5 separate regions of the Homo sapiens genome follow, and regions 2, 3, 4 and 5 are each linked to region 1. Evidence: chromatin contacts called from ENCODE Hi-C or POLR2A ChIA-PET data. All regions are on one chromosome and are shown on one strand. The core of a region is the stretch at or near the end of the contact, and the rest is flanking DNA. Distances in the headings are between cores, read along the strand shown.

What was found. A loop is a pair of places that touch in the nucleus more often than their neighbours do. ChIA-PET counts read pairs that join two places held with the same protein, here RNA polymerase II (POLR2A). Pooled maps may share reads with other maps.
Region 2: a loop to region 1 is called in a map with no recorded cell type, with 17 times the contacts of the local background. The contact joins two enhancer-like sites. A Hi-C loop is called at or near these places in 7 of 37 single-sample maps with no recorded cell type and 3 of 50 pooled maps.
Region 3: a pooled map shows a loop between it and region 1 (4-fold over the local background). The contact joins two enhancer-like sites. A Hi-C loop is called at or near these places in 1 of 37 single-sample maps with no recorded cell type and 3 of 50 pooled maps. POLR2A ChIA-PET finds 5 or more read pairs at or near these places in 1 of 52 experiments (activated T-cell).
Region 4: a loop to region 1 is called in a map with no recorded cell type, with 4 times the contacts of the local background. The contact joins two enhancer-like sites. A Hi-C loop is called at or near these places in 1 of 37 single-sample maps with no recorded cell type and 2 of 50 pooled maps. POLR2A ChIA-PET finds 5 or more read pairs at or near these places in 2 of 52 experiments (GM10248 and activated CD4-positive, alpha-beta T cell).
Region 5: a pooled map shows a loop between it and region 1 (2.2-fold over the local background). The contact joins two enhancer-like sites. A Hi-C loop is called at or near these places in 1 of 50 pooled maps. POLR2A ChIA-PET finds 5 or more read pairs at or near these places in 2 of 52 experiments (AG04450 and activated B cell).

Annotation. Positions count from the first base shown.
Region 1 is chr12:11,760,512-11,765,572 of GRCh38, forward strand. All of the region lies in intron 2 of ETV6 (ETS variant transcription factor 6), which reads left to right. Among named protein-coding and RNA genes, the nearest start is that of ETV6, 110 kb to the left of the region's middle. RefSeq lists enhancers at 1,596-1,765, 1,776-1,895, 2,396-2,445, 2,776-2,985. Within about 2 kb of position 2,305, at least 10 of the 41 ENCODE cell types and tissues checked have a DNase peak (open chromatin) inside an H3K27ac peak, as active enhancers do.
Region 2 is chr12:12,580,665-12,585,725 of GRCh38, forward strand. The region is part of intron 1 of LOC107984486 (a long non-coding RNA gene); the gene reads right to left. Among named protein-coding and RNA genes, the nearest start is that of DUSP16, 20 kb to the left of the region's middle. RefSeq lists enhancers at 2,779-2,838, 4,393-4,894. Within about 2 kb of position 2,488, at least 8 of the 41 ENCODE cell types and tissues checked have a DNase peak (open chromatin) inside an H3K27ac peak, as active enhancers do.
Region 3 is chr12:12,504,461-12,509,521 of GRCh38, forward strand. All of the region lies in intron 3 of DUSP16 (dual specificity phosphatase 16), which reads right to left. Among named protein-coding and RNA genes, the nearest start is that of DUSP16, 56 kb to the right of the region's middle. Within about 2 kb of position 2,276, at least 13 of the 41 ENCODE cell types and tissues checked have a DNase peak (open chromatin) inside an H3K27ac peak, as active enhancers do.
Region 4 is chr12:12,484,482-12,489,542 of GRCh38, forward strand. It overlaps DUSP16 (dual specificity phosphatase 16), which reads right to left. Exons shown (of 7, transcript NM_030640.3): 5 at 2,547-2,706. Among named protein-coding and RNA genes, the nearest start is that of DUSP16, 76 kb to the right of the region's middle. Within about 2 kb of position 2,375, at least 3 of the 41 ENCODE cell types and tissues checked have a DNase peak (open chromatin) inside an H3K27ac peak, as active enhancers do.
Region 5 is chr12:12,331,061-12,336,121 of GRCh38, forward strand. The region is part of intron 3 of MANSC1 (MANSC domain containing 1); the gene reads right to left. Among named protein-coding and RNA genes, the nearest start is that of MANSC1, 17 kb to the right of the region's middle. Within about 2 kb of position 2,516, at least 11 of the 41 ENCODE cell types and tissues checked have a DNase peak (open chromatin) inside an H3K27ac peak, as active enhancers do.

The DNA.
Region 1 (5,061 bases), core at 1,055-3,554:
GGAGGGTGAAGGTTTGTAAGGGAAGATGTAACAATACTTTTTTAAAAGCACCTAGGACAAGTTTTAGGGTGTTGAATAGCACCATTTAAAAATTATAGGGGTATCCAGCAATTTATGGAGCTCTGATTGAGAAGTATCATTGTTAGGATTTTATTACCCATTTGTTTTCCAGAAGTAGCTCATCTTTGCAAATGAGCTTTAGTTTTTTGGTCATTGTACCCTACCTGCCAGCTCACAGGAGCCTGTGTTTCTCCTTAGGAGCCACTCTGAGGTCAACCGTGTTTAAGATCATAAAGCCACTCTAGAGAATCTCTGTGGCATTGTTGTGTGGAAGAAGAAATAATGATCACTACTATTATTATATATATGTGTGTGTGTGTGTGTGTGTGTGTGTGTGTATATAAAAGTATATGTGTGTGTGTGTATATATGTATATATGTGTGTATATGTATATGCTTCATATATATTATCCTGAATAATAACAAACTCTGCACAGTAGATATTATACCTGAGGCTCAGGTAAACCACTTGCCCGAGGTCACCCAGAGAAAGTGGAGGAGCCCCAATTTGAATCCGTATCTAATTCCAAAACCCAGACTTTTATTTTCCACTTCACCCTATTACTCTTTAAAAGTCTGAGGAGCAAATGAAAGTTGTTTCATTCTATCTATTGGTTAGAAGGAGAATATCCAAGCTAACAGGCTGATTTTTTTTTCCAATTTTTAAGCATAATATAAATTACTGACAAGAGGGCCCAGATGGATAAAATCAGAGCTATAAACCAAATTATCTTTTGAACTTGAAGGAAGATAAATTTCCATATCCAATCCTGTATGCACACTGTTATCTGCCAGATAGTCTCAGGTATGTGTGTAAATTCTGGAGTGTTAGAAACAAAACTAAATGAAGTAAAAAGAGGTTCCTTGTCTATTATTTTCCATCTTTTTTAAAGAGATGATCTACCTCACAGATGGTTATTAAACAGTAAGAAAGATGCTGTGATTGAATGAAGATTGTGTTACTGAGTTTACACCTTAAAACACTGAACTTCCTGATAATTTGTGTTAAGCCAACACGCTTCAGAAAAATTGCCTGACGTTTGGTGCCTTAGTTTACCCACATGGCATGTGTGCCAGAACACGCTACAACAGGGTAAGAGGGCAGAGAACATGCTCTTGTAGGGGTCAGTTCCTTGAGCTCTGGTTCTACGTGGCTGATTACTTGGGTCATCCCAGCAGTTCATTCCATCTCTCAGGACTGTGGTTTCCACATCTGCAAAGTGAAATGGCCTGAGTATATGATTCCTAAGTTCTCCCCAACTCAATCGTCGCATTGTTCTCTTATTCCAGAAGAGAAACACAAGGGGTATCAGCAGTGGAACATTATCTGTAAATGCCAGATTTCATGATCATTCACTTGATTTTTAGGACTCAACATCAAATTTTAGTGCAGATGGTGGTACTTTCATGACACAGGAAATTGTCCTTCGTTTTACCTGTGATTGTTTTGGGAGGAAGCCCTCCTGCAAGGAAATAGGGAAATCCAACACCCAGCTCTGTTGAGCATTTCCCTATGGTTCCTGTGATTGAAATCGGGTTAATGCTTTTGTGGGATGAGAACTGGTGCCAGCTCCTAGGCCTTGCAGGGCTTCTAAAGACTGTCCCTGCCACTCTTGCCTTATGCTGGTTCCCAGGACCTTACAGCCAGATCACAGGCCTGCTCCCCTGTTCTCATAGCCCCCTTTCTGGCCTGAGAATTGTCTGTGGCTTGGCCCTTTGCCCCATGCAACATGCACAGGTGTGGCTTCTGCTAACTATCTACTTGACCCCAACTGTGTGATTAGCGGCAATCCCCTCTGCAACTCAAGGCGTGTTTGCCTTTCCTGTAACCTGTAAAAAATTTCAGTCTGCGTTTTTCTCCCTCTGGAGATGGTATCCACTGGGTTTTAGGCTTTACAGAGCCAGCTGATCTGCGTGGATGGGCCACACTATCCTCCCTTAGCCGGCTCCGTAGCACATGCACAATTAATACTGCATTAATTAATTATGGGAGAAAAAAAGCACAGTTGGCAAGGGAATGAAGGCTTTCAGCTTCTAAAGTGAAGGCTTTGATGCTGAGCTTGAAAGTACATTTCCATCCGCCTCAGCCAGCAGAGAGAATCTGTGACACTTATACCATCCCCTGGGCATGAAAACTCACACCCAAGGAAAGTATTTCTAAATAGAGGCCCTCAACTAGTTGCTGGAATCATCTACTCATTGCCATGGGCTGTGAAAAGGGGGTGTAAGATTAGGGAGAAAAGACTCGCCCAAAGCAGCAGTGATTCGTGACCAAAGCTGATGAGGGGTTTTATTTTTTCTCCTTAAGTAGCTCTTAAGTCACCAACATCAGGAACTCTTTGTAGAGAAACAAATATGAGTAAGTGATTTGGTGCCAGCCCTCTTGAGGACATAAAATGACTCTTTCTCCTTCCTCCTCCTCCTCGCATGCCTTGCTTCAGGAAGGAACCCTAAGGTGGTGCAGGTTCCCAAACCTGTTATTCGGATGGGTTGGAAGGTTCATCTCTGTTAGGCATGGTTTCCCACTAGATATGAACAAAGTCGGGGAGAAAATGCTTTCCTTTTTCATTCTGATTCCTTCACGCCATTGTTCTTGAACTCCTCAGCTCCCACACTGACTCCTTTCACTTCTCCTATGAGGTGGTAGTGAAGCCACCTCACAAAGTCCCCTCTCTGAACAGACGCAGTTCTCGTTCCCCTATTTACAACTCTGTCAAGCATTTTTCGTGGGGGCTCTTGCTGACCTTAAAATTTGGCCGTGATTCAAATATTCATCCAGGTATCTGGGGTTTTATTAAAGGTCTTTTAGGAACACAAAAGTAGGAATTCCCTGAGAGAGGTTTTCTTCACTTGAGACTCATGGGTTATAAATGAAACTACTGGAATGCCCTGACCAAGTGCTGAGAGGAGCTTCAGAGACCCACAAAAACCTAAAAAGATGTGAAATTTGTCTCTGATCAAATAGATTTTGGACCTTATGAAAGAAAATAAGCTTTTCTTTTGATTCTTAGAGAAAAATTTTTGCTTCAGATGAATCCAAGTGTGTGTGCACGCACGTGCTTTCGTTGGGATCGTCTTATAGCTGTTATTCCAGATACCTGCTTCACAAAGCTTCTGTGATTATTCCTACTACTGTGACGATTCCTGCCACCCCAGTGATCGGGGAAAAGAACTTGAAATACAACTGGGTATTGTAGCATTGGCACTGTGCAGACGCTGTGTAGCTCTCTCATGTCTGGTACTTCTTTGTTTGCTAAAGGAGTATTGAGATTCAGAAAGTGGCTGCCTTCTAAACCTTTATTGTTCAGATAGCATTACTTTGGACCCAGGACAGAGGGCTTATAGTTGACTGTGAACGGGGTGAATGTTATACTTAAGCAGGGAATGTGGTCACCCAGTTGCAATGATTTAGAGTGCTTTGAACATAAATATCTCCCACGATGAATGACCAGGGTGCCTGAAATTCCATTGTTGAGACATTCCTTTTGGATCAGGCATTATTTCCACATAGCTCCACTTTTAAAAGTAAATCATTATGGCAGGAGATAGTTATGGAGAGAGATAATTAATACCTCAAGTCCCTAATATCTTAATGAAAATTAGCTTATCAGATCTCCTGAATTTTTTGAAGTGGAAGGACCGTGGCCAGCACGGAGTGGGTAGAGTTGGAAATAAGCACTATAATTTGCTTAGGGCTGGCCTTCTCTGTGGATAAGACAGATGGAAAACTAGATGGAAAATCCAGGCCTCCTGATTTAGACAAAACATTGTGAGCCTGGAGCTCTGAGGCCAGGATGAGCAGTCTGCTACTTACTGTGCGTGGCCATTGCTCTCAAGACATTGCCATCATCAGTCTTGGCCAAAGAAGGTCAGGTCTCCTCTAGTACACTGGCGATTTGAGAATGTGCAAGTCATCTGCATTTCTTTGACAGGAGTAGTGAATTTGGGAGTATAAATCTGAATCCTTAAGCCTTTCAACCATTCTCACTAAATGTCTTTACTTCAGGGATGATCACGTTTGATCGTAATGCCAAGATCTTGCAGATGTATAAAGGGCATGGTAATCCAAGTCTTGAGTTGAAGTAAGTGGTCAGGAAAATCTTGACCCTTGGGGAAGGAGCTACCAGAGCTGGGTGGCCTATGTGTGTGTGACAGGGAGGAGGTGTGCAGAATTTGGGGGAAAGATCCTTTGTAGTTCTCCATGTGGAATAATAACTTCCATTTATTGAGTGCTTATGGTAGGCGCTTTTCACATGTATTGTATCATTTAACCCTCTAGGCAGTCCTGTGAACTGGGTTTTATTATCCTCATCTTACTGATGAAGAGTCAAACTTAAAGAGGAAAAGGAACTTGACCAGAGTCACAGAGGTGGTAGGTGGGAGACAGGTCCATCCAATATACACCTTGCCTTCCAATAGAAGCCAAAGCCCTATTGCCTAATCTCTTCACTTTAAGAACATGAAGAATAGTGTTGAGTTCCCCTTTGAGATCTGACTGTGGTTAAAGCTTCACAAATTTCAGAAAAACAGAATAACTCACTAAAATAAAAATTTAAAGCTACCCCACAGAAAACATCTACCACAACCCAAAACTTCAGGGTTTATATATCCAGATTTTAGTGAACTATATGACTCTCCCTAGTCCCTTGCTCTGTCTCCTGGTAAATACTGTCCCTTTCAGAGCCCTGGCACATACATAGTGTAATAAGATCAGACCCCATCCCCCTACCATTCCAATGCAATCTAATTGCAAAGTGAAAATCCAGGGCCGTCTTAGATCCTCATCTGTCTACGTCTCTCTTGGTCCCCACTGCTTGATACGCAGTCTCAGGTTCAATACCATTCTCTCTTTTTGTGCTTTAGGTCTCTGTATTGTTTCCTTTTCACCACTTTTTTTTTTTTAATGAAGTGATTTTAAATGGAAAATTAAAAACTTAACTGTGAATCTGGCAGTTTCCTGCTAATGCCTCTTTGCTAAGAAGCTTCATAAAATACTGTATCT
Region 2 (5,061 bases), core at 1,238-3,737, 820 kb after region 1:
GTTTATCATCAACCATTCACTTTTATAAATGATATGAATGTCCATTTCTTTTTTTCTTCAAGTCAGAGTCTTGCTCTTCTGTCACCCAGGCTAGAGTGCAGTGGCCCAAGTACAGCTCACAGTAGCCTCAACCTGCCAGACTCTAGCAATCCTCCTACTTCAGCCTCCCTAGTAGCTGGGACAACAGGCACTTACCACCATGTCCAGCTAATTTTCGTATTTATTTATTTATTTATTTATTTATTTATTTATTTATTTATTTATTTATTTGTAAAGAGAGGGTCTTACTGTGTTGCCCAGGCTAGTCTCAAACTTCTGGGCTCAAGTGATCCTCCTGCCTCAGCCTCCCAAAGTGCCAGGATTACAGGCATGAGCCACCACACCTGACTGAATGTGTATTTTATTTCTGAAACAAAACCACTACACATGATTGTTACCAATATGTTTCTATTTTTTTTTTTTTTAGCTGGGTATACCTGTAATACCTGTAGTCCCAGCTATTCAGGAGGCTGAGGTGGGAGGATCACCTGAGCCCAGGAGTTTGAGGCTGCAGTGAGCCATGGTTGTGCCACTGACGGCATGACAGAGTGAGAGTTTCTATTTTTTTAACAGAACCCCAACAGCGGTGCTTTCATTTTAGATCCAATTGATGATTAATGGACGGCAGAGTATGTCTTAAGAAAGACAGGTGAAAAATATCAGGTTGCAAAGCAAAGCACGTAAATATACCAAAGCCAGAATTTTTTTTATTTTTGTAAGGGGTAAAAGGCCATGAGTACTATTTTAGGAGTACCAAAAGTTCAAACACTGTAGTTGGAAATGGATAAAACCTCAATACCTTTGAATCTGACACTGAAATTTAGTATTTCTATCTTTTAAGTTCTTTTATCTCAAGGTATATAAAAGTGCTCCAAATAAATATGTCCAAATCTTGGGATTTTCTTTTTTTTTGACATGGAGTTTCACTCTTGTTGCCCAGGCTGGAGTGCAATGGCGTGATCTCGGCTCACCACAACTTCTGCCCCCTGAGTTCAAGCAATTCTCCTGCCTCAGGCTCCCAAGTAGCTGGGATTACAGGCATGCACCACCACGCCCGGCTAATTTTGTATTTGTAGTAGAGACAGGGTTTCTCCATGTTGGTCAGGCTGGTCTCGAACTCCCGACCTCAGGTGATCTGTCTGCCTTGGCCTCCCAAAGTGCTGGGATTACAGGCATGAGCCACCACGTCTGGTGAGCATTAAAAATTTTGTTATAAATTTCAGCATTAAAAAATGTGTTAATGGTTGATCCTAATTTTCTAGTGGGTAGGAGGTTAGCTTTAGTACCTGATTGAAAGAAAACAGCTTGAAAAACAGGAGAGGCTAGCACTAAATTGTTTTATGACTTTGGGCAGGAGACTCAAGAGAAGGAAAATAGAGAGCCCAACAGGTATTGAGCATCTATTATTGCCAAGCACTGTGTTTGCATATATTATTTCCCTGAGTTTTTACAACATTTCCTGTGGGTCGCCATTGTTACACTTTAAAGATGAGGAAATCAAGGCTCTGAGATGTTAACAGACTCTCCCACAATCGCACAGCTAAAGGGTAACAGCACTGGGATTAGAGTCCAGTACTGCCTAACTCCAAAGCCCATGCATATGCTTTCCACCACCCTCAGCTGCTCTTGCCTTGTTTCCTCATCTACAAAACAAGGGAGTTCAGTCAGATAATCTCTGATGCCCCTCAAGTTCTACCTGCATGGCCTTTGTGGTTGGGAGGAGAAAGGGGAATCAGGGCAGGGTCTCCGGCACTGTGCTGAGTGGTCTTCTTCTGAGTGGGAAAGCAATGAAACCACGTGTCTTACTGGTGCTGTACTGACTCCCTGTCCTGTGAAAGAAGGCTGCTGCTGCTGGCAACACTGCAAATGACGATGGGACTCCCAGGCCCACAGCCCTCAAAAGGAAGTGAGTCTTCTCATTCTCCTTTGCAGGGCCACTTTTTATAAATTTACATTTCCAAAACCAAATCCATCAACATTTACTGTTGAGAATTTTATTGTGCCCAACACTGAGTTAAATGGTATTGCAAGGCTCTATATACAATAGCAAGGAAGTATAAGATGTGGTCTGTATTCTCAGGAACTTACAACTAGCTGGGAGAACACAACACACAAAGCAATTTTTGAAGGACACTGTATAATGCAGGACTGAATTGTGTAGTCCAGATGATATGTACTACAGGAGTGCAGAGAAATGGGCGTTCAGTGGGGGCTACAGCACCCGTGAGAACTGGAGCAGAGACAACGTTATTCACCTTGCATTCTTGACTAGTCTTTCTTGGCCTTTTCTGTAATTGTGAAACCCTGGTATGACTCTTTGACATAGTTCAAACATTCTCTGCTTTGCAGGCTGCAGTGATGTCCTTCATATCACGTCATCTTAGTGCCACTTCATCTTTATTGGCATGTGTGGGAGGAACAAAACCCCAGTGGTATGCAAACACCGTCATGGGGACTTGCTTCAAGCCATGGGAAGTTTCACGCAAAGCCAGTTTCTCAGTAGGGCAAATGTTGTGTAAAAGTACAAGAAGTTTGAGAAACTAGTTAAAGGCAAAGCCTGTCACAGCAAGAATGAGATTTGAATGGGGACACTTTCCTGTCTGTGTCAGGGATGGTCTGATGGTCTACTCCCAGCCCCTCACCTTCGGAGCCCCTGTGCTTAAGTACTTCGCTGACAACATGGCCCAGAGGCGAAAGGACCTTGTCCAATGCAGCAGGAACTTCTTATTCCCAAACCCTCTGCCCACCCTCATAGGCCAGTCTTTTGATAAGAGGCTGTAGACCTGAAAAATTATTCTAGAATGTTGGATCTAATAGATTTAATAGTCACTATATATTTACTGCATGTTCTGAAACAAGGCTGGATTGAGGACTGTTTTCATTTGAGCTGAAGACACAAAATGAATATACAGGAAACAGCAGCTAAGTGTACCTGACAGATTAATGGCATCAAGTGCTAAGCCAAGGGTAATTGGTTCAGAAAAATGAGACACTGATAAGTACAGAAGTAATGAGGGAAAGTGTCACCAAGCCAACGTTTAGGAGAGACCTTAAAAAATGGAAAGAATCTGGATTGGCAGGAAAGAGAAATTATGACATTCTAGAAATGATATAGTACCTACTATTTCATGTGATGAATTATAAATTATAATAGGAAACCATTATCAAAGGCAAGAAAAGTGAAAGATATATTCATGGAAAACCAAAGCAGTCAGCCTGTCTGGAGGAAGGGTGGCATAAGAATGTACATAGCAAAAATTAATGGGAAGTTAAGATCATCTGAATAAGATGAATTCATCAACATACTTAGGCTGGGCACGGTGGCTCATGCCTATAATCCCAGCACTTTGGGAGGCTGAAGTGGGTGGATCGCTTGAGCCCAAAAATTCAAGACTAGCCTGAGAAACACAGTGAGACCCTTTCTCTACAAAAATACAAAACAATTTAGCGGGGTGTGAAGGTGTGCGCCTATAGTCCCAGGGAGTATAGTACTTGGGAGGCTGAGGTGGAAGGACAGCTTGATCCTGGGAGGTCGAGGCTGCAAGTGAGCTATGATCACTGCACACCAGTGTCGGTGACAGAGTGAGACACTGTCTCACACAAACAAACTTACCAAACATATATCAAGTGCTGATTACACTAGGTCTCTTGCTGCATAATTATAATAGTTTACACCTATTAAAGCTTACAATGTGCCTTGCACTGTGTTAAAGTGCTTTACATATATTATCTCATTTAATTGTCACGACAGACCTATGAGGTATATGTTACCTCATAGGTAATGTATCCATTTTACAGATGAAACTGATGAAACCCAGAGAGGCTAAGGAACTTGCTTCAGGTCACATAGTTACTGAGTGGGAAAGCCTAGTATTGAACCAAGTAAGTCAGCCCAAACACGGGTTCCGAGCACAATGCTAAACTGTCTCCACAGATATTACTACAATCTCATAAACTTCCCTATGACATAGGTATTATCACCCCAGTTTTGCAAATGGGGATTCAAGGTTTCGAGAGTCAGTGAATTGCCCAAGGTCATTCTGCTGAGTACGGGGCTAGGATTTGAAAGCAGATCCACTAACTCCAAGTCCATTAAACTTCCCATTACAATATAGCCACCTGGCAGAAATATTGTCTAGTATGAGATCAGATTAGAGGAAATTTTGACAGCAAAGAAGAGCAAGAAGTCTATATGAATAGGGAAGAACTTCAGGGTTTTGAATAGACATGATTTGATTAATGAAGGTAGTCTAGGTCTGGCCTCAGTCTTTCACAGGTAATTGAATCAGGGAAAGGGTAGACATGAACAGTAGATGATATTAGAGGAAGTAAGGACCTAGAAATGGGCATAGGAGAGAGGGAATGACAGAAACAAGATCAATATTTGAAGGAAAACCTGATTGTTCTAGGGGCTGAACAGCTGAGAGTGATGAAAGAGGAGATCAAATCAAAGAGGAATTTGCTTCTCTATATCTAAATAACTTCATGGACTATTGACAGGGACTGACAGTTTATATGAGCAGCTGATTTGTGGCAAAAAAAAAAAAAAAAAAAGAAGAAGGTTGTTTTTGGACATGTTGCAATCTGCTTGGCAGAACAATGACCTGCACATTCCAGAGGAAATGGCCAGTAGGCAGTCAGGGAAATGGGATTGGAGCTCAGGTAGAGAGCAGAAGCTGTCAATAGTATCTGACAAATAAGCTCTGCAAGGACCACTGAAGGGGCAGACAAGTCACATCCCAAGAAAAATAGGGTTTTTTTTTAATAATCAGAATGCGCCAGGAGTCAGCAGAGAACCAAAATGCACTATAATGAAAGAGATCAGGCCCAAGGGCAAGCCACAGGTCAAGATAAGTGGTTAGGGACAATGCAGAGATAAAAATTAAAGGGATGCAGCAGCAAATCTGATCTCATCAGTATCAAGGATAAATGACCACAGAATAATTTCCTGTCCTGTTTCTGGTATTTTGGGGTATTCCCCTATTGCAGGAGCCAAATCCACTTAACTGGATGACGCCCTCA
Region 3 (5,061 bases), core at 1,026-3,525, 740 kb after region 1:
TATGTTGCCCAGGCTGGTCTCAAACTCCTAGGCACAAGTGATCTACCCACCTTGGCCTCCCACAGTGCTGGGTTTACAGGCATGAGCCACTGCGCCCTGCCAGTTCTGGTGTTTCTCTAAAGAACTGTCTTCATATATTTTTCAATTCTGGCTCTAAAACAGTTCCTGGAATGGTTGTCATTTAAATTCAACAAAACAGCTTGGGCAACATGGATAAACCCAATCTCTGTTAAAAAAAAAAAAAAAAAAAAAGAAAGAAAGAAAAAATTAGCCAGGCATGGTGGAGTATTCCTGTAGTTCCAGCTACTTGAGAGGCTGAGGTGGGAGGACTGTTTGAGCCCAGGAGGTTGATGATGCAGTGAGCTGTGATCGCACCACTGCACTCCAGCCTGGGTGACAAAGTGAGACCCTGTCTCAAAAAAATACATACATACATCCAACAAAACAATATTCCAATAAATGTTCTCAAAGAGAAAACAGAGAATCCAAGGAAACACCACTTGAATTTCATTTGAACCTTATAAATGATTATTTTTATAAATAATGTATGTAATCCTAGAATGTACTGAACACTTACTGCGTGACAAACATTGCTCTAAGCACTCTATAGGTATTTACACACTCTTACAGCTGCCCTATGAGATAGGTGTTACTACTAATCCCATTTATAGATAAGGCTCAGAATCACATAATATAGGCTCAGAATCACGTAATATAATAACCGGAAGAGCCAGGTTATAAGTCTACTTTTCTAAATCCTATGGAATTACTTTCAACTCTCCCTTGGATGCAGGGACAGCCTTGCTGATGATATTCATGGGGTCCTGGCCTCCCCAGCTGTGACCAGGCTAAAAAGGCCATGGTCCTCTCCCAAACTGATGGAAGAGCCTTGTTTCCCCAAAGCTATATCGCTCAAAGGCTTCAATGAGGGAGAAGGAAGAAGATCCGACAAGAACAGAGAAAGGAGAATCTCTTTAAAGGCAATTTCACATGACACCAATAACAAAGTTTACAGATGAACTGGTTGAAATGTAAATATGGTCACTGGTTTGTTCATGACCACCATTTACAAGTTGGTAGTAGACCTTGGCTGTCAGGTCACCCCCCACAGAACAACTTTCAGAGGAGATGCAATTCTGCAATAATCATAAACTGAGCCATCAGCCAGGCTGTTCGAGGTCCAGTTCTATCGTTAATTGGTACAGTGATCCTAGATCACTTTGATTTCAGTGGACCTCAAAAGTAAGTGTGGCTCTAGAAAGTTCTAAGACAGAGAACAGAAAGGAGAGAAAGAAACCATTGTTCAGCTTCAAAACAAAAGAGCCAAACAAAACAACACTACACTGTAAAACACATTATAAAACAAAAAGAAGCCTCTTTTTCACAAATCTTTCTCAACTGATATCTAGAACAAACTCAAACAAATATTTAAAAATATTTAACAGATTTAGCTGCAATCAGAACATTCATTTAGTGCTCAGTTTGGCTTGAAATGTCCCAGACTGGCTCCCAGTCACTTCCAGAAAACCCTACCTCAGCCAGAGCACATTTTCACTGATCTTTATCTATGACAATGTTCCACTCTGCTGACATCCTCCTTCATTGACAGTTTTTTCCATTCACTGACCTTTCATTCACTGCTGCACTCTAGTGACTCCAGTTTCGTTTCATTAATTAACAACAGATGAGACACTGCCTGATTTCCCTTGGACCTCTAAAAACTAACTGTGGCCTCACCAGCAACTCAGTTTTGAAACATGCTTAAAATGTCCCTCTTCCTTTCGTAAGTTCTCTTACAAACAAGATCCACTTCAGAAGAAAAGTTCATTTATGCAAACGTTCTGCTCCAAATGGCTAACGGAGACAAAGAATCAAGCGTCCTCTTATCTGCCCTTATCATAACTTTGTTGTCCCAGGGACTCCAAGCTAGATTCCATTACAAGACATAACATCAGTCCGTTATCCGCTATTTACTGTGAAAAGCAGTACCGAAAAACTGATAAGCTTCTTGAAAAAATTTGCGCCTATTTTTTAAAGTTGTCTGAAGACTTGGCTCACTGTCCAATCTTGCCAAGTTTCTCCTATTCCTAATTTTATGCTGTTTATCATCTGGGAATGCAGAAAACAAAGTCATAGTAACCCACATGTGTTTCCCTAACATGGACCTGAACCTAAGAATGACTGTGCCCCCTACTCTGGAAGTATCTGTGCTAAGAGGAAGGAAGACAAATACACAGCTATTTCCAGCCTGCTGAGAAACAGGGATGGGCAGTCCCTGCAGGCAGAGAAGCGTCTTGGCCTCTACAGCTGTGGATGCACAGGCAGCCAGACCGCAATGCTAAAACCCATGTTTCTGTTAGTCTTCCATAAATCCAACCAAAAGAATGCATGTTTACAAATAAAAACATAGATACTACTTCCGACACAGAAAACATCTGGTACAGCTTCTAAGGCATTCCTCATTTAGATAACACCTTCTCCTAATTCAGCCATGAAAACGTCTTCCCTTAAGATCACCTCCTTCACAATTCCAATTATAAATATGATTTTCTGTAAAAGCAAACGTGAACCACCATTCCATTTTGGGGGGGAAAAATCTGCCAAGTAAAATAAAATACATATAACAACTCTACTAAACAATTCCAATTAGTCACTCTTTTCTCTTCCCTCTCACCCATGCAATCAGTTATATATCACAGTATTTTCTTTAAATGAAAGTATATTTACATAATAAACAAAAGTAGCACTTTACTGTGGCTTACTGATATTCTTAAAATGTTTTTAAGGCCAAAGTTCTAAAAATAGATCCCTCTCCTTTTAGCAGTTCCATGACTTTAAAGATGGTTTCCTGCAGGGAGAGACAGAGGGCCTTTCCACTCATGCCTTCATTTAAATAGGGAGCAAGTCACTAGGGATTTATCAACTGGCAGAGCCGCCTTCAAGGAAGGCAGAATCAAAGAGAACTGCCCTCCCACCCTATATTGTGAATGGATTCCATGGTTATACAAAGAAATAATATTGATATAAAGCTCTACTTTATGGAAGACATTTTCCTAAAAAGTCATATGCAAATTTAACTTTTGTATTTTAAATCATCTGCATATAGTTCATATGGTTTCACAGTTTTTGAACTATGCGGTTAAATTCTTGTTGTTGTTGTTTTTTGGAGATGGAGTTTCACTCTTGTTGCCCAGGCTGGAGTGCAATGGTGCGATCTCCGCTCACCGCAACCTCCACCTCCCGGGTTCAAGCAATTCTCCTGCCTCAGCCTCCCGAGTAGCTGGGATCACAGGCATGCGCCATCATGCCCGGCTAATTTTGTATTGTTAGTAAACACGGGGTTTCTCCATGTTGGTCAGGCTGGTCTCGAACTCCCAACCTCAGGTGATCAGCCCGCCTTGGCCTCCCAAAGCGCTGGGATTACAGGCGTGAGCCACCGTGCCCAGCCATTAAATTCTTTTGTAGTTCTCAAGTAGTTTAATTCTTTTGTAAAACAAAACTCCCTTTTTGTAACATAAACACAATCCTTTCATTTGCTTATTTTAGAATATATGTGAAAAACTAGAGTACACCTTCACCTGTAGAGGACAGTTCTCTCTTCTCTCCATACTGGAAAGAAAATCTGTTGCTTTACCATCACACAAAGGAGACAACTCTAACATTAAAAATGGAAAATACTGAAAATGTTTATTTTGCAGTAAAGTACTTTAATTGCTCTTAAGAGTAATTCTGTTATGCCTCAGTCTGACATGTCTGATTTAGGCAACTTTATTCTCTAGACACTCAAAAACAGACTAAAGTATGGTCACAATTCTTTCGGGATCAGCAGACAGTAAACATGGAGAGTTGAAACTAGTTGAAGAAAAGAAAAGAAAAAAAAAAGCAACATAATTTCATACCCCTAAAGAAAGCAAACAAAATATGTAACTAATGTTTCAATGTAGATACTTTGGTCTGGATAAGCCAAGCCACACAGGTTTGGTAAATTACTCCTAGGAAGGTAGAGAGCATAGCATTTTTTCCACAGCATTAGCAGCATTCCACCTTTTCCCATATAGCCAACTCTCCAATTGAGCCATACTAAAGAGAAAAATCCCAAATGATCTAAAGCATTAATTTAAAGCTCTTATTCCATCCACCCCCATCTACTGGAGCACAGACCAAGAGGAGAGTGGATAGATACGCATTTCTCTTTCAGGAAGGCTGACAAGTAGCCTACATCTCACAAAACTTATCCCATAAATGACACCTCCAAAAGAGCTTGCCCTATATTAAACAACCCTATCACGTGACACAGTTGGGAAATGGGAAATTCTATCTAATTTTGGTATTAGGACATATGCAACAGTTATGACATACACAACAGTTATGACATACACAACAAATGAATGAAAAATTTTCAAAGCACCAGCAGACAAATCACTAAACACTAAAATTATGCAACTTATAATTTCTTATGACTCAGAATGTCCAGATCTTATAACTCAGGATAATATTTAAATCAACTCCATCAGCAACATCCAGATGTGTTATTCAAGAAGGAAGAGTTCTCAGAAGATGTAGACTGGTAACTATTCTGCTGATCTTTTAAATTGGCAATACATAACTATGCCCAGAAAAACTCCTCTTAAACGTCCTGAAACAAAGATTGTTCTAAAGACTGCAACCAGAATAACCCATCAAAAGGAATACAGCCAGAATCTACCACTTGGCTGAACAGAATTAACAAGCTCTGTAGGTAGGAGAGCCAGAGTCACAGAGTCTCCCTACTATTTTCCTAACACATCTGTGCTTTCCCGCCTTTAGGCTTTTGAAAAGTCAACCTTTCCAATCCATTTTGTATTTCCTTCTAAACCACAGGCAAGCACAAGTTACACCTCTTCTATAGCAGTATGGTCCCAAAATTTTTTTACCAGGATCAACAAAATACATTTTACACTCAAACCCTCTGAACACCTACACATACTCACCACTAAGACAAAAGTTTCATGATACTATCTTCCCTAATTCTGTTGCGTTTAAAGAAAAAAAAAAAACAAACTTCCTTGAGCAGCGTATCTA
Region 4 (5,061 bases), core at 1,125-3,624, 720 kb after region 1:
CCTAAAGCCCACACATTGTCATGACTTAAGAAAATCATGTTCTCTTCTAGGTAGATTTTGATATCTGATTTTTAGCTGAAATTAGAGCCAATGTCTCTGGAAGTGACGTGCAATGGGAACATTAACCGTAATTTATTTTTTTTATTTTTATTTTTTTTGAGACAAAGTCTCACTCTGTTGCCAAGGCTGGAGTGCAATGGCGTGGTCTCGGCTCACTGCAACCTCCACATCCCAGGTTCAAGAGATTCTCCTGCCTCAGCCTCCCAAGTAGCTGGGATTACAGGTGCCCGCCACCATGCCCGACTAATTTTTATATTTTTAGTAGAGACGTGTTGGCCAGGCTATCGCAAACTCCAGCAACCTCAGGTGATCCCCCCATCTCGGCCTCCCAAAGTGCTGGGATTACAGGCGTAAGCCACCATGCCCAGCCAATTGTTATTTTTTAAAGAGACAAAAACAATGATTTGCTGAATGTTTTTTAGAAGTACAATGGGAGGGTGTGTGTTAACTTGTGGGGGTTTGTTTGTGATTTTTTTTTTTTTTTTTGAGATAGAGTTTCACTCTGTTACCCAGGCTGGAGTGCAGTGGCGCGATCTTGGCTCACTGCAACCTCCGCCTCCTGGATTCAAGCAATTCTCCTGCCTCAGCTTCCCAAGTAGCTGGGACTACAGGCATGTGCCACTACGCCCAGCTAATTTTTGTATTTTTAGTAGAGGTGGGGTTTCACTATATGTTGGCCAGGCTGGTCTCGAACTCCTGACCTCAGGTGATCTGCCAGCCTCGGCCTCCCAAAGTGCTGGGATTACAGGCGTGAGCTACCTGGCCATTTGTTTGTGATTACTTTAATATGAACTAAGTCATTTATCTTCAGATGTTTCACAGAATGAATCCTAATTGAAGATGAAACCCTCAGCAACCTGGAAATCTTGAAAAAAAGGCAAGTGTTTTGGAATTACTTAAAGTTCCAAAAGCATTAAATAGAATATTCCCCTCACAGGTGAAAATTATAATATGGGGCTTAATATACATAATTCCACTTTTTGTTTTTGAGACAGGGTCTGGCTCTACTGCCCAGGCTGGAGTTCAGTGGCACAATCTCAGCTCACTGCAACCTCCGCCTCCTGGCTCAAGCAATCCTCCCACCTCAGCCTCCCGAGTAGGCGGGACCACAGGTGCACTGGTAGAGACAAGGTTTTGCTATGTTGCCCAAGCTGGTCTCGAACTCCTGGGTTCAAGTGATTGCTTGCCTCGGCTTGTTAAAGTGCTGGGATTAAGGCATAAGCCCCTGTGCCTGGCCAATTCCACTTTTTTTTTTTTTTTTTTTTTTTTGGAGACAGAGTCTCACTCTGCTGCCTAGGCTGGAGTGCAATGGTGCAATCTTGGCTCACTGCAAGCTCTGCCTCCCGGGTTCATGCCATTCTCCTGCCTCAGCCTCCCGAGCAGCTGGGACTACAGGTTCCTGTCACCTCGCCCAGCTAATTTTTTGTATTTTTAGTAGAGATGGGTTTTCACTGTGTTAGCCAGGATGGTCTCAATCTCCTGACCTCATGATCCACCCGCCTAGGCCTCCCAAAGTGCTGGGATTACAGGCGTGACCCACCGCGCCTGGCCAATTCCACTTTTTTGAAAGAACTAGTTCTTTTATTTTTAATTATGGTAATGGTAACCAATTCAGAGTAATTATGGATTAGGGTGCTCCAACTTATGTAACTGGGGGAAAAAAAATTCCTTACATGGAACATCAAGAGTCACTGTGGTATGTTGCTCAGGAGCTAGCAGTGTTTCTCCTCTGCTCAGCCACTGTCCACTAAAGCCACATTCCAAATACACATCACCAAGTTACCACCCAGCAGATCTGATCCTGTGGCACCAAAATGCCTCAGCAGTAAGTACCCAGGGGCCAGAGAAGCTCCAGAATTGAACAAGCCCAGGAAGCACAACAAAGTATGGCACAGATGAGATCCCGTCAAGACCATTGCCAGGAAAATAACCAAATGAGAGTGTGTGTGTGTGTGTGTGTGTGTGTGTGTGTGTGTGAAAATTCTGTTAGATCAAACACTACCTGAAATTATTGGCATGTGGACCCCGGCTCAGAAACACTGACATAAAGACTTAAATGTAATGGGATTTGTTTTCAAAAGATTTGACTTTTCTCTGTAAAAAACACAGCAACAAGGCAACAGGGAATATTACCAAAGTTTCCCAAAGGCTTGTATAGGATTTGAAAAAGTTGGGGGAAGAATTTAACCCTAAAAGCTTAACTGATTTTCAAACACCTGCAAATACATAATTACAGATCCTGTGAAGCTTAACCTTGGTGGTGTTAAATGTTAGCTAGAATGTCACAAGGCCAGTCCTTAGGGACAGTGTGACACACACGTCACCTTGACCACCAGATGAGTAAGCTGCACCACGTGCTGTTTTCAGACTTTTGAAATCTCTGAAATAGGCTCCTTTTCTCTAAAGAAAAAATGGGGGGCTGAGGGGGTTCACCTACACATGAGACGATCACCCACAGGACCTGCAATATTATTTGAGCTACTTACCAATGAAATCTACTGATTTGTCCAACCACGGCAAAATTTTCTCACAAAAGCTGTCATTCACAGGCACACGCAGGAAATGAGACTCGGGGATAAAGTCAGGCTTTGGACAGGTATTGCTGGCATTTAACACATAACCAATCCCATTCTGCTGCATCAGCTCCTATGGAGAGAAAGAGTAGCAGTTAAAGTGACTAATAATATAGTAAACATGATCATTCTGAAAGAGTGAAGTTTAATGTGATGATAAAAATGCCCAGTTTCCTTGAAATATAATTCATTCAGATCAGTGAAGTCCAAAAACCTAGCAAAATGACATCTAGAGACAAGTTTAAAGAAAAAAAAAAATTTAAGGACAACAAACGCTATTTAAAATAGTATGCTTGAAGCCCACACATCATTCATATAGTCAAGTCTCTATTATCTTCATTACTAGAGAGAGAAGTGGAACAAAGAATACAAAAGAAAACAACAGTTTATATGATTTTAGAATATATGGACACACAACATTTTCTTCCCACACGGAACACGCTGGTTCTCTAAGATACAATTCTAGTCATTCTTCTCACTCTAAATACTCTCTTTGAAGGCTGCACTTACTTCTGTAGTCTTAATTACCAGTTCTACATGCTGATGGCGTGTGTGTGTGTGTCCTCTTAAATTTCCAACCCGTATCTCCAACTACCTACTGACTATCAGGATGTTCCACAGGCCCTTCACATTCAAAATGTCAGAAACTAAACATATTCTCTTTTTCCCTTTTCTGCCCCCAACTCCTGCCTCCTCTCTGTAATCCCCAAATTGGTTTAGGGTAATAACATCGACCCAGCCAACTAAGCTCGAGAATAAAATGGGGCTCCTTTCTCTTCCCCATGACCCTCATCCAAATGGCTGCCAAATCCTTTTGGAATAACCTCTTCCATTGATCCTCTCTCCTCTCTATACCCATTCACTGCTCAGTAGCCAAGATAACCAAAAAAGCCACCAGGAGCTCTTGAAGTTTGCAGTGGTTTTCTCTCCAAACCATGTTCTGAACAACTAGAGGAATCTTTGTTATGATTAACCCCAAGCTGGGTGCTTTATCCACATTCTTTTCATTTCCTTGAGTCTCATTTCCTGCTCCTGTCCCATATAGCACCCCCAACGTCAAATGTATACCCACCCTCTGTTCACACGATTCCTGTGCTTAGAAGGCCCTGTCCTTCTTCCAGAAGACACTCTTCCCACTTTTCCTACTTTAACCTCATCTGTGAACTCTTTCCCACTCATGCATAATTAACCATTCAGTTCTCTGTCCTTCCAAAGTACTTTGTTCACACCATTAATTAAGCACCTACCATAGTGTGTTACCATTAACAGATAATTCTCATCTCCCCTGTTATGTAATGAAGTAATGAGTAAGATCTTGGACCGCGTCTTGTTTTTGCACCTTCAGCCCAGCTATAGAATTGCACTCAAAACAATCTGTTCAACTGACATCCATCCACCATTTAGCAGGCAAGCCCACACAAACCCGCTTCATTTAGTCATCCCCCTGCTGCCTCTCAGGAGACGTTCCAAGCCTGGAATAATTATCTTAGTCTAAGCAATCTTGGTCATTTCTTCCTTCTCTTGGAATACTACCTTTTCTACAAATCTTTTCCAACTACCTGAAAGAAAATGGGCAATTTTCTTCCTATATTACCCTTCTGAAACATGCCAGTTCCCTAATCTCTTCATTTACTACATTTGGCACAATAAATATACTTTATTTTACATAAAAGGTGAACAGCAGCCGGGCGCAGTGACTCATGCCTGTAATCCCAGCACTTTGGGATGGCCGAGGCAGGAGGATCACCTGAGGTCGGGAGTTTGAAACCAGCCTGACCAACATGGAGAAACCCCAACTCTACTAAAACTACAAAATTATCCAGGTGTGGTGGCACATGTCTGTAATCCCAGCTACTCGGGAAAGTTGAGGCAGAAGAATCGCTTGAACTCAGGAGGCAGAGGTTGTGGTGAGCTGAGATCGCGCCATTGCACTCCAGCCTGGGCAACAAGAGCAAAACTCCATCTCAAACAAACACACAAACAAAAAAGTGGACAGCATAAATCCAGATTGTGTATGCAACCATCTCTTATCTCTGAGATGACAATGTCAATAAACAGCTTTTGGAACTAGGTGGATTTCTTAGATTGGCCAACACCCTTCAGCTATGCCAGAGCCCAAGTCTTCTGATGGTCTCATGCTTCTGTTAGGTTAACAATCAGGCTACGTAGATCTTAATGGTATTTACTACAACCTTTAAACTTTTGTACATGTAGCAAAGGTTACATTTGTTTTTCTATGTGTGAACCCAAGGTGAGTTTATCTAGTACTATCTGATCAACAACAGGGTGCAGAAACTGATTCAGGATCACTCATGTAAGAACAGAAGTGGGTCACTGGAGTTAAATCAGCCTTTGAGGACTTTCTCACCAATAGTCCTTTCCACCAACGGTACTACATTTTTCTCCTTTCCACCAATGGTACTACAGA
Region 5 (5,061 bases), core at 1,266-3,765, 570 kb after region 1:
GTTGGCCATGGTGGCTCACGCCTATAATCCCAGCACTTTGGGAGGCTAAGGCAGGAGGATGGTTTGAGGCCAGGAGTTGGAGACCAGCCTGGACAACATAGGGAGATCCTGTCTCTTAAACAAAAAAATCTCCAAACTGTTGATACTTGACATTTCATTGAAATGTGTGCAAAATGGAAAAACACAAATTGCTAAATGAGAATCTGATAACGCCGCCTCTCTACCAGATGCTGTGGTTTATTTCTAGCATGATAGGACAGAAGAGAAGAGAAATGTGTGGAGGAGGACCAGGCAAATTAAGGAAAAGGTGGGAGGTGCACAGCAGAGAAGCCGGAGGGGCTCAGCAGGGCAGCAAGAGGCTTACAAAGATGGAAAGGGTTCTCCGTCTTCCTAAGGGGCCAAGGCCAGGGAAAAAAGTGGGCCGGAGGGTGACCTGAGCAGGAAAGGTTGGCAGGGAGAATGCGGGGGAAGGTGTGGGCTTCTGCAAGACATGCCACCTAAGACTGAGATGACAAATGGGGAGCAAGTAATCATCAGGAGAGATTTCAGTGGGGGCATGAGGCAGGCAAGAAAGGTATGTGGAAGCTGTGGGAAATGAGGCAATAGAGCAGGAGAGAGGGAGCAGAATCCCTGTGGTGTGTCTCTGACAGGGAGGAGGAGGAGGGGCCAGGCAGGGTCTGGTCTCCGCTCTGAGCACTGAGGCCACAGCAGCAGCAGAACAGCAACAACGACAACAAAAAACCAGAGATATATCGTTCCAGCACTGTGCGCAGAGGAGGGAGGCTATCTGGGAGATTTCATTTGGACTCTCAAAGATTAGAATTTTGGAGCCAATGTCATAGGTCATGAGGATGATGGGACCAATATTTGAAATCATGATGACCACACTGTAGACACAGAGGGCAGAAAAACCATACAGTCCCGATGCCTGCTGAGGAGAAACCAGCCCCAGATCCTGCTCCTGCTCCATGAAGCTTAGAATTTTTCTCCTGATCACACACCCCATTTATCACAGCTCAAACTGGAAAGACCTGTTCAAGCAATCAAGTGCAGGGAATGACCAGGTGAATTGCCATGTATCACTCTGCTGCTAGGCTAACCATCTCACATTAGAACTGCAGAAAACACAAGGAAAGAAGCAGAGGAATGTCCTGGCATTTCTCAGTCCACTCACTCCTGCTCTCTTTTCCTTTTTCTTCCTCAATTCACCTCCATGCCAGTTTCCAAACTGGTCCTCAGTCTCCTCTTTCCTACAGACGGATCCAGAGGCAGCTACGGATTCATGCCATCTCGTGACTACTCTCTAAGCCTTACCCCTCTGAGAGGTTCTTTGCACTGTCACTCTGTCACTTATTCGTCCATCTAGGACAGGGCTCAGCAAACTACGGCCTGATGGACAAATCTGGCCTGCCATCTGTCTTTGTATGACTTGCAAGCTAAGAATGGTTTTTACGTTTTTTAAAATTTTTATTTGTTTTGAGACAGAGTCTCACTCTGTCGCCCAGGCTGGAGTGCAGTGGTATGATCTCGACTCACTGCAACCTCTGCCTTCCAGATTCAGGCGATTCTCCTACCTCTGCCTCCTGAGTAGCTGGGATTACAGGCGCGTGCCACCACACCTGGGTGATTGTTCTATTTTTAGTAGAGGTGAGGTTTCACCATGTTGGCCAAGCTGGTTTCAAACTCCTGACCTCAGGTGATCCACCCCCTTCGGTCTCCCAAAGTGCTGGGATTATAGAGGTGAGCCACCATGCCTGGCCAGTTTTTATATTTCTTTTAATGGCTGAAAAATAATCAAAAGAAAATTGTGTGACACAGGAAAGGTATACAAAATTCAAATTTCTGTATTTCAAAACCTAAAGTACTGGTGTGAAAAGCCTAAAATACTATTTGGCCCTTGGCAGAAAAAGTTGGTGGACATCTGCTCTAGGATATAGTATTCTACTCTAAAGTAGAATTTGGGTCAAATGAAATATATTTGAAAATATATATATATATATTTTTGAGACAGGGTCTTGCTCTGTCACCCAGGCTGGAGTGCAGTGGCACAAACACAGCTCACTGCAGCCTCAACCTCCTGGGTTCAAGCAATCCTCCCACCTCAGCCTCTTGAGCAGCTGGGGCCACAATGCCATGCCACCATGCCCAGCTAATTTTTGTATTTTTTGTAGAGACAGAATTTTGCCATGTTGCCCAGGCTGGTCTTGAACTCCTGGAATCAAGCAATCCGCCCACCTCAGCCTCCCAAAGTGCTGGAATTACAGGTGTGAGCCATCATACTTGGCCTATAATTCATTTTAAAGTTAAAAAAGAAAAAGACTGTTTAAGTAAACACTCTGTGATGTGTGTGAAATCAGAACTTAAATATGGCCATTGACAAGAATGGCCAAAACAGCTGTTTTCTTTCTCAAGCATGCAAGCTCATAAATAAAGCAAAGCTAGGGCCAGTCCCACTTCTTGATAAGATTCCTCTGTTGGCAGAGGTCCTAGAACCACAAAGGGATCCTCCACACCTGCTCCATTCGCCTCACCCACTCATGTTTGCCATTGGGGCATGGTGCTTCCTCTCAGTCACGCAGAGATGAGCCACAAAGGGAGCTGCAAAGCAGCTCAGCGCCCTTAACTCCTCTTTGGAGTTTTATTTTCAAACGACTTCACTGAGTTGAAAAATGAGAGACTGACTATTACTGGGACCCCAGCTGAGCAAACAGACTCCCAATTTATTCTATGTCTGAATTCTCCTATTCTTCCAGTCCTTGGTAAAAATGACATGCCATGAAGCTGCCAACAACAACAATAAAAGATTAAATACCAAACTGCAATGGCTTTAGAGAATGAACAGAATCCACTGTCATCTTTCAAACTCTTGGTCCGTAAATATTAGTCAATGGGATATAGGAAATAGAGGCTGGGCACGGTGGCTCATGCCTGTAATCCCAGCACTTTGAGAGGCCGAGGCAGGATGATTGCTTGAGGCCAGGAGTTTGAGACCAGCCTGGGCAACATACTGAGACCCCCCCATTGCTACAAAACATTTTAAAAAATTAGCCTGGCATGGTGGTGCATTATCTGTAGTCCCAAATACTTGGGAGGCTGAATGGAGAGGACTGCTTGAGCTCAGGAGGTGGAGGCTGCAGTGAGCCATGATCGCGCCGCTGCAGTGAGCCATGATCGCGCCACTGCACTGCAGCCTGGGCAACAGAGTGAGATGCTGCCTTAAAAAAAAAGAAAAAAAAAAAGAGAGAGAGAGACAGAAAAGAAAAAGAAATAGAGTTCTTCCAGAAACAAACCACCAAACAGATAATCTGTATTTAATTTCACTCCAGGCAGGAGGCAGATAATTCATTTTTAATGGGGTAATATGAATTCATCAACATGGACAGATTCATACACAGAATTACAAACACAACTTGCACACATCCTGTAGATATAAACAGTCCTTTGCATACTATGTCCGGGGTTGGTGCCACGTTGCCCCTAGGTGTCCATCAACCTGCTCAGGGGCCGGCAACGCCCCCTGGTGGCTGCCACAAGAACAGTTTAATTCTAATTTCACTTCATTACCTTCACACTCGCCCTAAAAAGATTTATGCACATGCCAAGTTCCCTTTTTTCCGTTCCCATTGGCAAGGAACTTCATCCCATACATGCTCTTTTATATGTGCATTACAAAAGTAACAACACTCCAGAAGTATTAGAAAACAAATTCAGCTGTAATTTCTATCATCGTATCCTAACAACAATTATTTACACAATACTCTGTGCTTCACGCTCCTGTTTGAGAGGATGTTTGACCCATCAGGCTTCCCTGGCACATGAACAAAACTCAGACACAGCCTCAGCTAGGGGGCAAAGCAGTGTCAACACGCAGGCACCCTGGGCAGTATCATTCCCCGAAGCCCCTCATACTTAATGCAGTCAAGAGAGAACCCTAGATTCCACTCCACCTAGATTCCATTCCACAACCCTAAAACTACTCAAGTTTCCCCCAGTGCAGCAAATGGTGTCACCATTCATCTGGATGCTCAAGGCAAAAACTAGGACTTGGCCTTGATGGTTCTTTTTTTCTGGTTCCCCAGACCCACACCACCAGCAAGTCCTGTCAACTCTACTTCGGAATAGCCCATATGTCCACTACTCTCTCCATCTCGCCCGCCACTCCCTGTTTCTTCACCCAGATCTCACCTGCGCCTCCTAACCAGTCTTTCCATTTCCACTTTGCTGCTGTGTCACTGTCCATTCCCAAGAGGGCGGCTACGGTGAGCTTTGAGAAATCACCTTTTTTTTTTCTTCTCCCCGAGACAGAGTCTTGCTCTGTCGTGCAGGCTAGAGTGCAGTGGCGCAATCTCAGCTCACTGCAACCTCTGCCTCCTGGGTTCAAGCAATTCTCCCGCCTCAGCCTCCTGAGTAGCTGGGATTACAGGCACGCACCAGCACACCCGGCTAATTTTTGTATTTTTAGTAGAGACGGGGTTTCACCATGTTGGCCAGGCTGGTCTCGAATTCCTGACGTTGTGATCTGCCCGCCTCAGCCTCCCAAAGTGCTGGGATTACATACATGAGTCAGGAGGTCAGGAATTTGAGACCAGCCTGGCCAACATGGCGAGACCATGTCTACTAAAAATACAAAAATTAGCCAGGCATGGTGATGCTTGCCTGTAGTCCCAGCTACTCAGGAGGCTGAGGCAGGAGAATCACTTGAACTTGGGAGGCAGAGGTGGCACTGAACCGACACTGCATCACTGAACTCCAGCCTGGGTGAAAAGAGTGAGACTCCATCTCAAAAAAAAAATAAAAATAAAACTCCCAACAGCTTCCCACCACACACCTAAAAACTCCCGGCCGGGCACGGAGGCTCATGCCTGTAATCCCAGCACTTTGAGAGGCCGAGGTGGGTGGATTACCCGACATCAGGAGTTCGAGACCAGCCTGGCCAATGTGGTGAAACCCTATCTCTACTAAAAATACAAAAATTAGCCACGTGTAGTGGCATATGCCCCTCCTAAGGCGGAGGTTGCAGTGAGCTGAGATCGCGCCACTGCACTCCACCCTGGGCAACAG